2 separate regions of the Homo sapiens genome follow, and region 1 is linked to region 2. A link is an interaction called in ENCODE POLR2A ChIA-PET data of the cell type or tissue named here. Cell type or tissue: Panc1. All regions are shown on one strand. Links, peaks and the distances in the headings refer to the core of each region. The heading gives the core; the rest is flanking DNA.

Region 1 (7,927 bases), core at 1,646-6,645, 770 kb after region 2:
CAGTGGCTCATGCCTGTAATCCCAGGACTTTGGGAGGCCGAGGGGGGAGGATCACCTGATGTCAGGAGTTTGAGACCAGCCTGACCAACATGGTGAAACCCCGTCTTTATTGAAAATACAAAAATTAACTAGGCATGGTGGTGCATGCCTGTAATCCCAGCTACTTGGGAGGCTGAGGTAGAAGAATTGCTTGAACCTGAGAGGCAGAGTTTGCAGTGAGCCAAGATCGTGCCACTGCACTCCAGCCTGAGTGACAGAGCAAGACTCCATCTCTAAAAAAAAAAAAACTAAAAGAGTATAATTGGATTATTTATAACACAAAGGATAAATGCTTGAGGGGATGGATGCCTCATTTCCCCTGATGTGATTATTACACATTGTATGGCTGTATCAAAATATCCCATATGCCCCATAAACATATATACCTACTACATACCCTCGAAAATTAAAAATAAATTTTTATAAGTAAATTTTAAAAACTGTCAAAAAATCTGACTTCTAAGAGTTGTTGCATGGATTGAATGAGAGAACAATAAGTCAAAGTGCTTAGGTGCCTACTAAAGAGAGAGCCAGGAGGAAGGCCTTGTCATCTCTGAAACAGGATAGGGCAGACAGAATTACGACATGAGTCCTGAAGAGCCATCCCCTTGCCTTTTCTGATATACTTAGAGCTCTCCTCTCTTTCAAGCCACATATGCCTGACCCTTCCTCATTTCCTCACGTGGCTTTGTCCCTCCTCTAGCTTTGCTCTTGGGAAAGGAGCCTGTGCTTCTGTTTTTTAATCTGGTTTCTTCATCTGGAATGACCTTCCCGCCACCGTCAGACAAACAGCTTTCTGCTCTGCCTGCAGTCCGTGGAGAGGTGCTGATAAGGAAGAGGGCTTCCTGGATCCCTCTGGTTCATTGTAGCCTCACTTCAATGTGGTGCAGTGCAATGTCAAGAGCAGCGTTAAAGGCTCTGTTGTGTCTCCTCCACCAACCCCATTCTAGCCTCAGAACATTAGGATTGCTCACACACACTCTGGCTGATGTTGACTGCCATCGCCTGCCTTCCATTTAAGGTTTTTGTTTTGTTTTGTTTTTCTGAGACAAGGTTTTGCTCTGTCCCCTAGGCTGGAGTGCAGTGGCACGATCTTGGCTCACTGCAGCCTCCACCTCCCAGGTTCAAGTGATTCTCATGCCTCGGCCTCCCACGTAGCTGGGATTACAGGCACAGCCACCACGCCCAGCTAATTTTTGTATTTTTAGTAGAGATGGGGTTTCACCATGTTGGCCAGGCTGGCCTCGAACTCCTGGCCTCAAGTGATCTGCCCACCTCGGCCTCCCAAAGTGCTGGGATTACAGGCGTGAGCCACTGCACCCAGCCCCATTTAAGGTTTTTGAGGGATCCAAGCTGTAACTGTTTCTGCCCATCCCATCCCCACTCTCAGCCTCCACTACCAAGCTCTGCTGACTTTCAGGGTCCTGTGTGCTTGAAACCAATTGTTAGAAACAATTGGCTCTGTCAGTATGCTTGTCAGCCAATTGTTAGAAACAACACAGCACAGAAAAATAACCATTATAAAATAAGTGCAAATAAAAGAAATATAGAAAGAATATTCTGTGCTCTTGTATTTATTTATTTATTTATTTATTTATTTATTTATTTTGAGACAGAGTCTCCCTCTGTCGCCCAGGCTGGAGTGCAGTGGCGTGATCTCGGCTCACTGCAACCTCTGCCTCCCGGGTTCACGCCATTCTCCTGCCTCAGCCTCCCGAGTGGCAGGGACTACAGGCACCCGCCACCATGCCCGGCTAATTTTTTATATTTTTTAGTAGAGACAGGGTTTCACCGTGTTAGCCAGGATGGTCTCGATCTCCTGACCTCGTGATCCGCCCGCCTCGGCCTCCCAAAGTGCTGGGATTACAGGCGTGAGCCACCACGCTCGGCCTCTCTTGTATTAGTTCTAACAACTATTCATTTGATCATTTTGGATTTCTAGGCCGACAATCAGGTAATTGATAATAATGCTCTCATCCACTTTAGTATTTTGACTTTTATTCCATTGTCTAATTGCATTAACTAGCACTTCCAGAACAACATTAAATAACAGAGGTGGTGAGAATCCTTGTCTAGCTCCTGACTTTAATGGGGATATTAATAATAATATTGATTGGGCCGGGCGCAGTGGCTCACACCTGTAATCCCAGCACTTTGGGAGGCTGAGGCGGGTGGATCACCTGAGGTCAGAAGTTCGAGAACAACCTGGCCAACATGGTGAAACCCCCATCTCTATAAAAATACAAAAATTAGCCAGGCGTGGTGGCGGGCACCTGTAATTCCAGCTACTGGGGAGGCTGAGTGGGGAGAATCACTTGAACCCGGGAGGCGGAGGTTGCAGTGAGCTGACATCACACCATTGTACTCCAGCCTGGGCGACAGAGACTTCCTCTCAAAAAAAAAAAGGGAGGGAATTAGGGCCTTGCGTTGGCCTAAGGGAATGTTGTGGCCGGTTTGATCTATCCAGACCATTCAAACATCCTCCATATCAGCAATAAGGCTGTTCTGCTTTCTTATCTCATTTGTGTATTCACTGGAGTAGCACTTTTAATCTCCTTCAAAAGCTTTTCCCTTGCATTTACAACTTAGCTAACTAACTTTCAGCCTGTCCCAGCTTTCGACATGACTTCCTAACTAAGCTTAATTATTTCTAGCTTTTGAGAATGAGAGATGTGTGACTCTTTCTTTCATTTGAACACTTAGAAGCCACTGTAGGGTTCCAGCTGGCCTAATTTTAGTATTTTTGTGTCTCAGGAAATGAGGAGGTTGCAGTAGAGGGAGAGAGACAGAGGAACACCCAGTCCATGCAGTAGTCAGAACACACACAACATTTATAGATTAAATTCACCATCTTGTATGGGCACGGTTTGTGGCACCCTGAAACAGTTACAGTTGTAACATCAAAGATCAGAGATCAACATAATAGACATAATAATAATAAAAAAGTTTGAAATATTGCAAAAATTACTAAAATATGACAAAGAAACACGAAATGAGCATATGCTGTTGGGAAAATGGCCTGACAGACTTGCTAAATATAGGGTTGCCACAAACCTTCAATTTGTAAAAATGCAGTATTTGGCTAGGCACAATGGCTCATGCCTGTAATCCCAGCATTTTGGGAAGCTGAGGCAGGTGGATCACTTGAGGCCAAGAGTTCGAGATCAGCCTGGGCAACATGGCAAAAAACCGTATCTACTAAAAATACAAAAAATGAGTGGGATGTGGTGGTACACACCTGTAATCTCAGCTACTCAGGAGGCTGAGGCAGAAGAATCACTTGAACCTGGGAAGTGGAGGCTGCAGTGAGCCAAGATCACTCCACTGCACTCCAGCCTGAGCAACAGAGCGAGACTCTGTCTCAAAAAATAAAAAAATAAAATAAAGAAGACGTCCAAGCACAGGGCGCCCCATTTTATAACAAAATCAGTCCCTGCTTATCTGTGGTTTCAGTTTCTGCAGTTTCAGTTACCTGCGGTCTGAAAAATAAAATATTTTTTTAAACGAAGTATCTGCAAAGCCTAATGAAGCAGAGCAATAAAATGAGATGTGCCTGAGTTTTACATTTTGTTTTTCCTTTTTAATGTTTTTAATTTTAATTTTTTGATTGTTTTAATTTAAAAAAATGTTTTTTGAGACACAGTCTTGCTCTGTTGCCCAGGTTGGAGTGCAGGGCACCATCTTAGCTCACTGCAACCTTCACCTCCCAGGCTCAAGCGATTCTCCTGCCTCAGTCTCCCCAGTAGCTGGGATTACAGGCATGCGCCACCAGACCTGGCTAATTTTTGTATTTTTAGTAGAGACGGGGTTTCACCATGTTGGCCAGGCTGATCTCAAGCTCCTGACCTCAGGTGATCCGCCTGCCTCAGCCTCCCAAAGTGCTAGGATTACAGGCATGAGCCACTGTGCCCAGCCTTAATTTTTAATTATACTTTTCTATTTCATAATCTAGTCCCAAGATGTGCCTGTGTTTTTTAAGGTGTTCTAAATCTACATTTATAAATGAGACTGGTCCATAGTTTTCCTGCTGTATGATGTAAAATTTTGGCTTTATGGAACACTGAGATGTTTATCTATCCTTTGGAATATGAGTATGATTGATTACCTGAATATTTGAAAGAAGTTGCTCATTAACCTATCTAGTTTTAGCTTAGGTCCTTAAGTATATCTTTTGACAGCTTTTATCCATCATTATTTATCTGTTTAGATTTTTGAGTCCCAATTGGTAATTTTATATTTCCTCAAATATTATCTATTTCATTCAGATTTTATATTGTATTAGTATTGGGTTGGGCAAGGTATTCCCTTGTAATTCTCATTTCCTCTGTACTGATGGCTATAAACCCTTTTTCATTCCTGATGTGTATATTTATGTCATTTCTTTTTTAGTTTGTTTTGTTAGCTAGTGGTTTATCAAATTTGTTGCTTGCTTCTTGCCAAATAACCAGATCTTAGAGTTATTCATCAACTATATTGTCTTAATTTTTTTTTTTTTTTTTGAGACGGAATTTCCCTCGTCACCTAGGCTGGAGTGCAGTGGCGCAATCTCGGCTCACTGCAACCTCCGCCTCCCGGGTTCAAGTGATTCTCCTGCCTCAGCCTCCCAAGTAGCTGGGATTACAGGTGCCTGCCACCATGCCTGGCTAATTTTTGTATTTTTAGTAGAGACAGGGTTTTACCATGTTGGCCAGACTGGTCTCAAACTCCTGACCTCGTGATCCGCCCACCTCGGCCTCCCAAAGTGCTGGGATTACAGGCGTGAGCCACCGTGCCCGGCCCCCAAAATTTTTTTTTAGAGACAGAGTCTTTCCCTGTCATCCAGGCTGGAGCGCAGTGGTGTGATCATAGCTGACTATAATCTCCAGTTCCTGGGCTCAAGTAACCCTCCTGCCTCAGCCTCTGAGCAGCTAGAACTACAGGCATGCACCACCATGCCGGGCTAATTTTGTTGTTGTTGTAGAGACAAGGTCTTGCTGTGTTACCTGGGCCAGTCTTGAACTCCTGGCCTCAAATGATCCTCCTCCCTTGGCCTCCCAAAGCACTGGGATTACAGGCATGAGCCACCACACCGGGCCAATTATATTGTTTTTCTGGTTTTGAAATAATTCAGTTTGCTTTTATCCTTAATTTTTTCCTTTTGCTTTCTTTAGATTTTACCTTACTGTGACATTTTCCCCTTTTAATTTCCTGCATTGTCTACTTTGTTAATGAACTTTTATTCTCACTAAGCAATAACAGTGTTTACAGCCATGCATTTTCTTGTGAATACTACTTTGGCTGCATTTCATAAGTAGTGTTTCATGAGTTATTTTTAAAATAGCCTATAGTTCTGTTTTTAAGCTTTGTATTGAAGTATGATACACATACAGAAAAGCAAACATATCAAAATATGTTCAGTTTGGTGAATATTCACAAATTCAACACCCAGACTGAGAAACAGAACATTGCCAGTACCAATGACATAATTTGCAGGACCTAGTGCAAAATGAAAATGCTCAGCCCTTTGGTCAAATATCATTAACGACTTTGGCTGGGTGCAGTGGCTCACGCCTGTAATCCCAGAACTTTGGGAGGCCGAGGCGGGTGGATCACCTGAGGTCAGGAGTTCAAGACCAGCCTGGCCAACATGGTGAAACCCCATCTCTACTAAAAATACAAAAATTAGCCAGGCATGGTGGCACATGCCTGTAATCCCAGCTACTCGGGAGGCTGAGGCAAGAGAATCGCTTGAACCCGGGAGGTGGAGGTTGCAGTGAGCCAAGATCGCGCCATTGCACTCCAGCCTGGGCAATAGAGTGAGACTCCATCTCAAATAATAATAATAATAATAATTTTGAAATGGTGACAGCAGAGTGTTAGCCAAACGCTGAGCCTAAGTGCAGGGCCTTGTGCGCATGCTCATGAAGCTGGTTGGCCCTGGCAACTCATCCTTGGACTTCCTTCTACTCCCTAACTTGGCCTCCCTACCAAGTGTAACCACTACCTGACTTCAGATGGCAGAGAATTGTTAGTCTGTACCCTTGTGTCTAGTTTCTTTTGCTTAGCATTATGTTTGTGAGGATCATTCATACTTCTATGTGTAATTGAAGAGCATACATTCTCATCGTTGTATAGTTTAAAATAGTCCGGCCAGTTACAGTGGCTCACCCCTGTAATCCCAGCACTTTGGGAGGCTGAGGCAGGCAGACTGCTTAAGGTCAGGAGTTTGAGAGCAGCCTGGCCAACATGATGAAACCCCATCTCTACTAAAAATACAAAACTTAGCCTGGCATGGTGGCACACACATATAGTCTCAGCTAGTTGGGAGGCTGAGACACAAGAATTGCTTGAGCCCGGGAGGCGGACAGTGCAGTGAGCTGAGATCACACCATTGCATGCCACCCTGGGCGACAGGGCAAGACTCCATCTCAAAAAAAAAATAAAAGTCTGTAATTCAGTTTTGGTTTGTCACTGATTAAAGAGTTGTTTAGAACTTAAAAATTTCGGCGGGAGGAGCCAAGATGGCCGAATAGGAACAGCTCCAGTCTACAGCTCCCAGTGTGAGCCACGCAGAAGACGGGTGATTTCTGCATTTCCATCTGAGGTACCGGGTTCATCTCACTAGAGAGTGCCAGACAGTGGGTGCAGGTCAGTGAGTGCGCGCACCGTGTGCGAGCCGAAGCAGGGCGAGGCATTGCCTCACTCGGGAAGCGCAAGGGGTCAGGGAGTTCCCTTTCCTAGTCAAACAAAGTGGTGACAGATGGCACCTGGAAAATCGGGTCACTCCCACCCGAATACTGCGCTTTTCCGACGGGCTTAAAAAACGGCACACCAGGAGATTATATCCCGCACCTGGCTCGGAGGGTCCTAGGCCCACGGAGTCTCGCTGATTGCTAGCACAGCACTCTGAGATCAAACTGCAAGGTGGCAGCGAGGCTGGGGGAGGGGCACCCGCCATTGCCCAGGCTTGCTTAGGTAAACAAAGCAGCCGGGAAGCTCGAATTGGGTGGAGCCCACCACAGCTCAAGGAGGCCTGCCTGCCTCTGTAGGCTCCACCTCTGGGGGCAGGGCACAGACAAACAAAAAGACAGCAGTAACCTCTGCAGACTTAAATGTCTCTGTCTGACAGCTTTGAAGAGAGCAGTGGTTCTCCCAGCATGCAGCTGGAGATCTGAGAACGGGCAGACTGCCTCCTCAAGTGGGTCCCTGACCCCTGACCCCCCAGCAGCCTAACTGGGAGGCACCCCCTAGCAGGGGCAGACTGACACCTCACACGGCCGGGCACTCCAACAGACCTGCAGCTGAGGGTCCTGTCTGTTAGAAGGAAAACTAACAAACAGAAAGGACATCCACACCAACAACCCATCTGTACATCACCATCATCAAAGACCAAAAGTAGATAAAACCACAAAGATGGGGAAAAAACAGAACAGAAAAACTGGAAGCTCTAAAAAGCAGAGCGCCTCTCCTCCTCCAAAGGAATGCAGTTCCTCACCAGCAATGGAACAAAGCTGGACGGAGAATGACTTTGACGAGCTGAGAGAAGAAGGCTTCAGACGATCAAATTACTCTGAGCTACGGGAGGACATTCAAACCAAAGGCAAAGAAGTTGAAAACTTTGAAAAAAATTTAGGAGAATGTATAACTAGAATAATCAATACAGAGAAGTGCTTAAAGGAGCTGATGGAGCTGAAAACCAAGGCTTGAGAACTAAGTGAAGAATGCAGAAGACTCAGGAGCCGATGTGATCAACTGGAAGAAAGGGTATCAGCGATGGAAGATGAAATGTATGAAATGAAGTGAGAAGGGAAGTTTAGAGAAAAAAGAATAAAAAGAAACGAGCAAAGCCTCCAAGAAATATGGGACTATGTGAAAAGACCAAATCTATGTCTGATTGGTGTACCTGAAA
Region 2 (7,927 bases), core at 1,222-6,221:
AGGTTACCAACTAGCTGAACATAGGAGCAAAACAAGGCTGGGGGATTCCCCCGCATCTGTGACTTGTGAATGTAGTGGAGTACGCCTCCCCAGAGTCCAGTCCCTCCCAAACACAGGGGTGGGTGACTCTTCCTTCAGCTCTAGCACCCCTTTGGTGTTAATTGCTCTGCCCTTTGGTCTAAGAAGTTGGGGGTGGCTTATTAGTGTCCTCTGCCATGTAGGGCAATGTGGGTAGGGTAAGGTTCAGCAATGACTCCAGACTTAGGCAAGTATCACATCTGCTGGGCCATCTGAGCGTGACTTGCAGGCTGCTATTGATGAAAGATCTCCAGCAGTAGTAAAAAGAGCAACTAACATGGCTCTTTGGCTCAGGCAACAGTGGGACTCACTTGAATGGCAGGGGATGAGCTCCAGGCATTTAACTGGCCTCCACAGGTTTGCTGGGACTGATCTGCAGTCTCTCCATGCTGATGTCCTCCTCTCTGTGGGCTCTTTCCCAAGGCCTCCCTGCAACCTCATAGGTCCCTGCTCTCCCCCCGCCCAGGATGAAGGCGGCTTAGTCCAGCTCTCCCTCTAGTCTCTTTCCAGTGTGGGTAAAGCCCAATCCCTGATGCTTCCGGGCCTTCCCTTTTGATTCTCAAGAGCCTTTTCTTCTCTCAACAAAACCTGGTTCTCTGCAAACAAAAGGCTTTGGCTTTCAAAACTATTGTTTTTGATGTGGGCTTCAAGAGGCTATTTTAAAGTCAGAAAACTGAACATTTACTGTTTCATTCTGACTGTTTCTTTCTGTTAGCATTCCGGTTGTACCAATCCTAATTCTCCTCAAGGCAATGCCTCTGATTTACTAGGGAAAAGGTCAAGTGGAAAAAGTGTAGCAAAGAAAAGCATGAACAATAACATTTCAAGATACCCTTTCTCTATGTAAGAAATACTGCAACACTGGCCACTCCACACCTCCCCTCAGGCAAGCCCCCACAAGTGAGCAGGCCAGGATGTTCTGGCTGAGTCCACACAGGCAGAGTGAAGAGGAGAACCAAGATTTTTCTTGATAATAACAGTTCTAAATCACAATTATTAAATCATTGTTTTCTTTAACAAGCCAATGGCCAAAAACAAAAGGTGGGAGGAGCTTGCTCTAGATTAAAGAAACACTAGAGATAGAACAAATTTGTCTGGATTCTATTTTGAACAAACCATTGTCAAAAGACATTTTTTGAGGCAATCGGGCAAAGTTGATTATGGCCTGGCTATGAGATGATACTGCAGAATTATTTTTAATGTTAAGTGTGACAATAGCATTTTGGCTACATAAGAAAACATTATTTTCATTTTTTTAAAACAGATGCATACTGAAGTATGTGTGGGTGATATGATAGGATGACTGGACAAAAGAAAATTGAAGAAAAGGAAAAAGTTATTAAGAAAAGAAGAAAAGAAAGAGGAAGAAGAGAAAAGAGAAGGATAGGCAGGAAAGAAAAGAAAAAACATACTTTGGCAAAAAAATTTTTTAAAAACAAAAAAGAAAAAAGGATAGATGAATCAAATGTGGCAATATCATGATAATTATTGAATTTTAATGATGAGCATATGGGGGGTCATTATATTATTATTTCTCTGTTTTTGTGCGTTTGAAAGCTTTCATAATTTTTTAAGTTGTAAAACTGGTGCAGAAAAAGACAGACTGAGCAATGGAAGAGATTAAAAGGGCCAGAAACAAATTTAAATATTTACTATTTAAGAATTATTATATTACTGATTTGCAGGAAGATGAATTCTTTCTTCAAATAAAATCTTCAAATAAAATCTGACGAGGAGCACCAACAAAAAGGAATAAAACAAAAAAGGAATAGAGATGTTCCACTAGAAGCTGGAGAGAGAGACTAGCATTTTTTTCTTCCCCTTTTTCTCCCCAGAAAACTTCAGAAGTAACTCAGGAAAACTCTCTGTGGAACACAGTTTAAAAACCTCTGGTGCATATGATGAAGGAAGACCCTCAGGTCCTACAGAAAATATGCATTACTCAGTATAAATACTGGACAATTGGCTAACAATTTAGGGGAAAATAAAAGTTAAATCCCTACCTCATCAGATGCCAAAATAAATTCCATTTGCTTTAAAATGTTTAGCCTGGATAATATGGTGAAACCCCATCTCTACAAAAAATTTAAAAATTAGCCAGGCGTGGTGGTGTGCACCTGTAGTCCCAGCTACTAGGGAGGCTGAGGTGAGAGGATCACCTGAGCCCAGGAGGTCGAGGCTACAGTGAGCCACAATCACGCCACTGCACTCCAGCCTGGGCAACAGAGTGAGACCTTGTCTCAAAAAAATAAATAAAATAAAATGTTTAAAGTATAAAACAAAATCATAAAAATATTAGAAAAAAAGAGATGGCTATTCTAAAATATTGAGGCAGAGAAAGACTTCGTAAGCAAGCCAGTAAAGACAGAAATTATAAAGGAAAACATCGGTATCTTTGATTATATAAATATTTATAAGTTTTATATGGCAAAAAATAAGCCACACTCTCTCTACAAAAAGAAAAAAGGTGTGTCTCTATGTGACAAAACTTTAGTATTCTTAATCAATAAGAATATTAAAGTATTTCAGATCAACAGGAAAAAAACAAATATTCCAACAGAATGAATGAATCAAGAACTCAAAAAAAAAATGGCAGGGCGTGGTAGCTCATTTATAATCCTATAATTACAGTCCTATAATTCCGGCACTTTGGAAGGTCGAGGCAGGAGAACCACTCGAGCCCAGGAGTTCAAGACCAGCCTGGGCAACATAGTGAGACCTCCTCTCTACAAAACATTTAAACATTAACCAGGGTGGTACACGCCTATAGTCATAGCTATTCAGGAGGCTGAGGCAGGAGGATCACTTGAACCCAGAAGCTGGAGGCTGCAATGAGCTATGATCATGCCACTGCACTCCAGCCTGGGTGACAAAGCGAGACCCTGTCTGTTAATAATAAATAAAATAAATAAGTAAATAAATAAACAATAATAATATATATATAAGGGGAAATATAAATGATCATGAAGACATCAAAAATACTCAAGCTACACTAATAATCATGGAAATAAGTTAAAGTAGTGAGAAGAGTTGATGCTGTTAAATTAAATTTAGTCTAAATCTGCTTCCTTAAATATTTTAAGTTTGGCCAAAAGCTTTTTGCATACGTAGTGAACGGTAACCTAACGATGTGAAAACACACTGTAACCTACTCTTGCAACAAGCAGCCAAGTCTCAGCCAATCACAGAAGCCATACTTCAACTACTCACAGGTTGCTAAGTGTTTAAACCTTGTTTTAAAAAGGCAGACACAGAGCTGTAACCAGTCTGGCTGTTTCTGTCCCTCACTTCCATTTTCTCAATGTCACTTTTGTTTTTCTGTCCATAAATCCTCTCCAACCACGTGGCAGCACCAGAGATGCTCTGAACTTACTCTGGCTCTCGGGGGCTGCCTGATTCATGAATCCTTCTTTACGCAGTTAAACTATGTTAAATTTAATTTGTCTAAAGTTTTGTTTTTTAAACAATGCTGATTCCTCTTTCTGGTGATATAGCAGACTAAGTTGAAAATCCTGCTACTATAAAACATCTAGAAATGCTAAGTAAAATACACTTAATATCCTTTTAAATGCATAGCTGAACCCCATGAAAATACAGGAAAGCCACAGAAAACTAAACCAAGGTAACTAAAATCCAGAGTAGAAAACTTGAGCTGAAAAGCAGTTGCCTGGGCTTTGCGGAAGGGGTTTCCTCCCTTTGGTAACAGAGATTTGTTTAGGGACAGAAGAAAAGGAACTGAGATACTCAAGTAAATCCAAGGACTCTCAAAATGCTACACCCCACATCACCAGCACAGATGCACTTTTGCGTGGTTCATAAACATAAAATTAAGAAATTAATATAAAGAATGGTCTCAGATGGGTAATAACCTTGGGACAATTGGCAGAAGCAAACATAAATCTCTCTGAAGGGACTCAACCCAGTCCACACAGAATTACCATCAACTAAGCTTTAATAAGATGAGCTCGGAACCCCAAATTACAGGAAATAGGAAGAAATACATCACAATGAATAAGAGTCAGCAGATAAAGGTAGCAGAGTTATTAGAACGAAACTATAAACTAAATGTTTTAAATTATTAAGGATATAAAATACAGTCTCAAAAACATGAGAAAAGAATAAAACTTTTTAAAGAGCAATAGGAAACACCATGTTTACCTATTACATGACATAATATTATTAATTGAAAAGAAGAATAATGTTCAGTGTTTCAAAGGAAATAGGAAATTGACTTTTTTTTTTTTTTTGAGACAGAGTTTCACTCTTGTCACTCAGGCTGGAGTGCAATGGCGCAATCGTGGCTCACTGCAACCTCTGCCTCCCAGGTTCAAGCGATTCTCCTGCCCCAGCCTCCTGAGTAGTTGAGACTACAGGCACCTGCCACCACACTCGGCTAATTTTTTGTATTTTTAGTAGAGACGGGGTTTCACCATGTTGGTCAGGCTGGTCTCGAACTCCTGACCTCAGGTGATCCACCCATCTTGGCCTCCCACAGTGCTGAGATTACAGGCATGAGCCACTGCACCTGGCCAGAAATTGACTTTTTTATACTGTTAGTAGAAGTAAAAATTGATCCTTCCAGAAGGCAATCTGGCTCAAATGCTTTAACAAAAAAGAGTACAGACCCAATGACCCAATAATTTTATTTGTAATAATTTATCCTAAAAAATAGTCATTAAATTACTCAAAGATGAGTTGAATGCACATAAAAATGTTCATTGAGGGCTTTAAAAAATTGTTTAGAGATGGGATCCCCCTATGTTGCCCAAGCTGGTCTCGAACTCCTGGCTTCAAGTGATCCTCCCACCTCGGCCTCCTTGTAGCTGGGAATACAGGTGCAAGCCACAGCACCCAGCTATATTGGGGCCATTTTTAATGGTAAAAACACAGAGGGAAAATCTTAGCACTCAGCCAGGAGTAGTGGCTCATGCCTGTAATCCCAACACTTTGGGAGGCCAAGACAGGAGGATCACTTGAGGCCAGGAGTTCAAGACCAGCCTGGGCAACATAGTGAGACCCCAGTCTACAAAATATTTTTAAAATTAGCTGGGCATGGTGGTGCACACCTGTAGTCCCAGCTACTCAAGAGGCTGAGTCAGAAGGATTGGTCGGGCCCGGGTATTCAGGTTACAGTAAGCTATGATTGTGCCACTGCACTCCAACCTGGGACAGAGTGAGAAACACACACACACACACACACACACACACCCCAAAACCAAAATAACCTTAACATCCAACAGCAAAGAATGGTTAAACAAATTATGATTTGTTTCATAATTTGTTTCATTTCATTTTAATAAAATGAAATACTGTGCAGGATATTAAAATGATGTTGCATAGATATATTTATTGGCATCAAAAGATGCCCAAATATACTGAGAAGTAAAAAAAAAAAAAAAACACATCAGCAGATCATGGACAAATATGATCTCACTTCTTTTTAATTGTGTAGCCCACTAGGAAAAGTTCAAATGACCAATAAATAAATGAAGATATGCCAAAATTCACCAGCAACCAGTAATGGAAAGTAAAACAATATTACTTTTATACCCATCAGCATGGCAAACATCAGAAGACAATCCATGCTATATTTCTCAGGGTTTTCTAGAGAAACACAATCAGTAGGATATGTATAGATTTGTTGGTTTGTTTATTATGGGAACTGGCTTATGCAATTATGGATGCTGGTAAGTCTCAAGATATGCCGTCTGCAAACTGGAGAACCAGGAAAACTGGGGGTGTAATTCAGTCCGAGTCCAAAGGACTGAAAACCGGGGAAACTGATGGTATAACTCCCAGTCTCAGTATGGAGTGAGGCCACTGGTGTAAGTTGGAAACCTCAAGAACCAAGAGGTCTGATGTCCAAGGGCAGGAGAAGATGGATGTCCCAGCACAAGAAAACAGAGGGAGAATTTGCCCTTCCCCTGCCTTTTTTGTTCTATTCCAGGTCTCAACAGATTAGATAATGCCTGTCCACATTGGTGAGAGAGCTTCTTTACTCAGTCTACCGGTTCCAAAGCTAATCTCCTCTGGAGACATCCTCACAGACATACCCAGAAATAATTTTTTACCATCTATCTGGGCATCCCTTAGCCCAGTCAAGTTGACATATGAAATTAACCATCATACATACAAATATTGCAATGACATGGGGAGATGAGAACTCTCAGGTACTGCTGGTGGAAATGAATACTGGTACAGGCATTTTGGAAAGCAATCTCATACAATTTAGCGTAATCTGTATGTAGAAGCCTTTTAACTAAATGATGCCATTTCTGGGTATATATCTCCAAGAAATTTCCATTTAGACCCATAAGAGGACATGAAATGGAAGGTTAATTTACATATTGTTTGTGGCAGAGGGTTACTGGGGGCAACCCAAGTGTCCCTCATTAAAAGACAAGAAAAGTAAAATGTGGCAGATCCATAAAATAAGTAATATTCAGCAGTAAGAGGAAACAAATCTACCTGGATAATTTTTTTAAAGTGTTGAGTGAGATTAGGAAACAATAAATATTTTAACACAATGTGTTTGCAGGTTAAAAACATGTAAAGTTGTGAAATAACACAGCAGATTTTACAAGATTGCGTACTATAATAAGCACAGATATCAAACACATTAAAGAGGTTCCTATAAAGGAGATGTGAAGGGATATGGAAATTAAAGAAGAAAAAATAAAATAATTTTAAAAAGAGAGAAGCCTTGCGCAGATTGGTAATGACAATTTGCCTTAAACTGAGTAGGTTTAATTCAGCTCTCTCCACTGAATTCAATTTTTTAAAGTGTGTATAGGTATAATACATAAAAATGTCTAAAAGGAAGTTAGCCAGGCATCATGCCTATAGTCACCCCTACTCAGGAGGCTGAGGCAGGAGGATTGCTTGGGCCTGGGAGTCTGAGGCAGTGAGCTTGATCAAACCACTGCACTCCAGCCTGGGCAACTGAGCAAAACCCTGTCTCTAAAAAAATAAATAAATAAATAAAAGATTAAAATGTCTAAAATATTAATAGTGGTTATCTCTGAAAGTAGTATTGCAGGTGAATCTTTTTCTTCTACACTGAATAAATATTGTAAATAAGTAAAATGCATTTTTTATGCTCTAAAATTGTATCTTAATACTCAAAACTACTTTCCTAATGTTGGATAAATGTACAAAAACCTACTAAATTCAGCTGCCTGTGTGGCCACAGTCATTTTATTGTTTTTCCAGAATGTTCCAAAATAGCTCTGGAACAAGACCAGTGGGACCACCAGATAGCTATCTAGCCTCACCCTTCTTCCCATGCACATGAAGACCAAGCCTCCAGCCTGGCTTTGGCAGAAACCTCTGTGAGACTCAGGATAACAAGGCCTTCTCCTTCTCAGCTGGGGAAAGGAGGGGCCTTATGTCATAGCGCTCTCTCTCTCTCTCTCTCTCTCTCTCTCTCTGTCTCTCTCTCTCTCTCTCTCTCTGAGTCAGTTCAGAACATCCTCTAAAAAGGTGCCTTGAGCAGCAGTTGCCAAGACAAAAGATCCCACCTCAAGGGTGGAAACTCTATTTGCAGTTTTGTAGACACAGGTGTTCTTCCAGGCGACTTAAGACCTACAGTGTGGGGCTGTATTTGGCCAGGAATAGCTCAGAAGGCCTTCCCCCCCGAAACCAGCTCTTGAAGCTTCAGTGTATATTTTAACTATATTTGGCAATTCAAACCAAAGAGGTCAGTGGCTTAGCTCAGGAGAGGAAAAAGGTTGATTTATAATCCCTTCTTCAAACCAAGACCAAGAATTTAAAACTCAGTTCATTTATTTATTTTGCACTCATTGAGCTTACTGCTTGAAGCAGCTCTCCTTCCCTATTCTACCAGCCC

Evidence for each region. Peaks named below come from ENCODE experiments on the same cell type or tissue, not always from the same donor. Only the 100,000 strongest peaks of a DNase experiment are listed, where the experiment ranks them.
Region 1: POLR2A ChIA-PET joins it to region 2 with 5 read pairs; 3 of 35 experiments call an interaction of 5 or more read pairs at or near these places.

Annotation. Positions count from the first base shown.
Region 1 is chr11:9,544,963-9,552,889 of GRCh38, reverse strand. No RefSeq gene overlaps it. Among named protein-coding and RNA genes, the nearest start is that of WEE1, 25 kb to the left of the region's middle. RefSeq lists a cis regulatory region at 464-1,092. In Panc1, for the core only: no CTCF peak of the experiment used is centred there; no DNase peak of the experiment used is centred there.
Region 2 is chr11:10,310,231-10,318,157 of GRCh38, reverse strand. The region is part of intron 1 of CAND1.11 (a long non-coding RNA gene); the gene reads right to left. Among named protein-coding and RNA genes, the nearest start is that of CAND1.11, 5.9 kb to the right of the region's middle. RefSeq lists a silencer at 3,194-3,263. In Panc1, for the core only: no CTCF peak of the experiment used is centred there; no DNase peak of the experiment used is centred there; H3K4me3 peaks cover 493 bases; H3K27ac peaks cover 4,353 bases.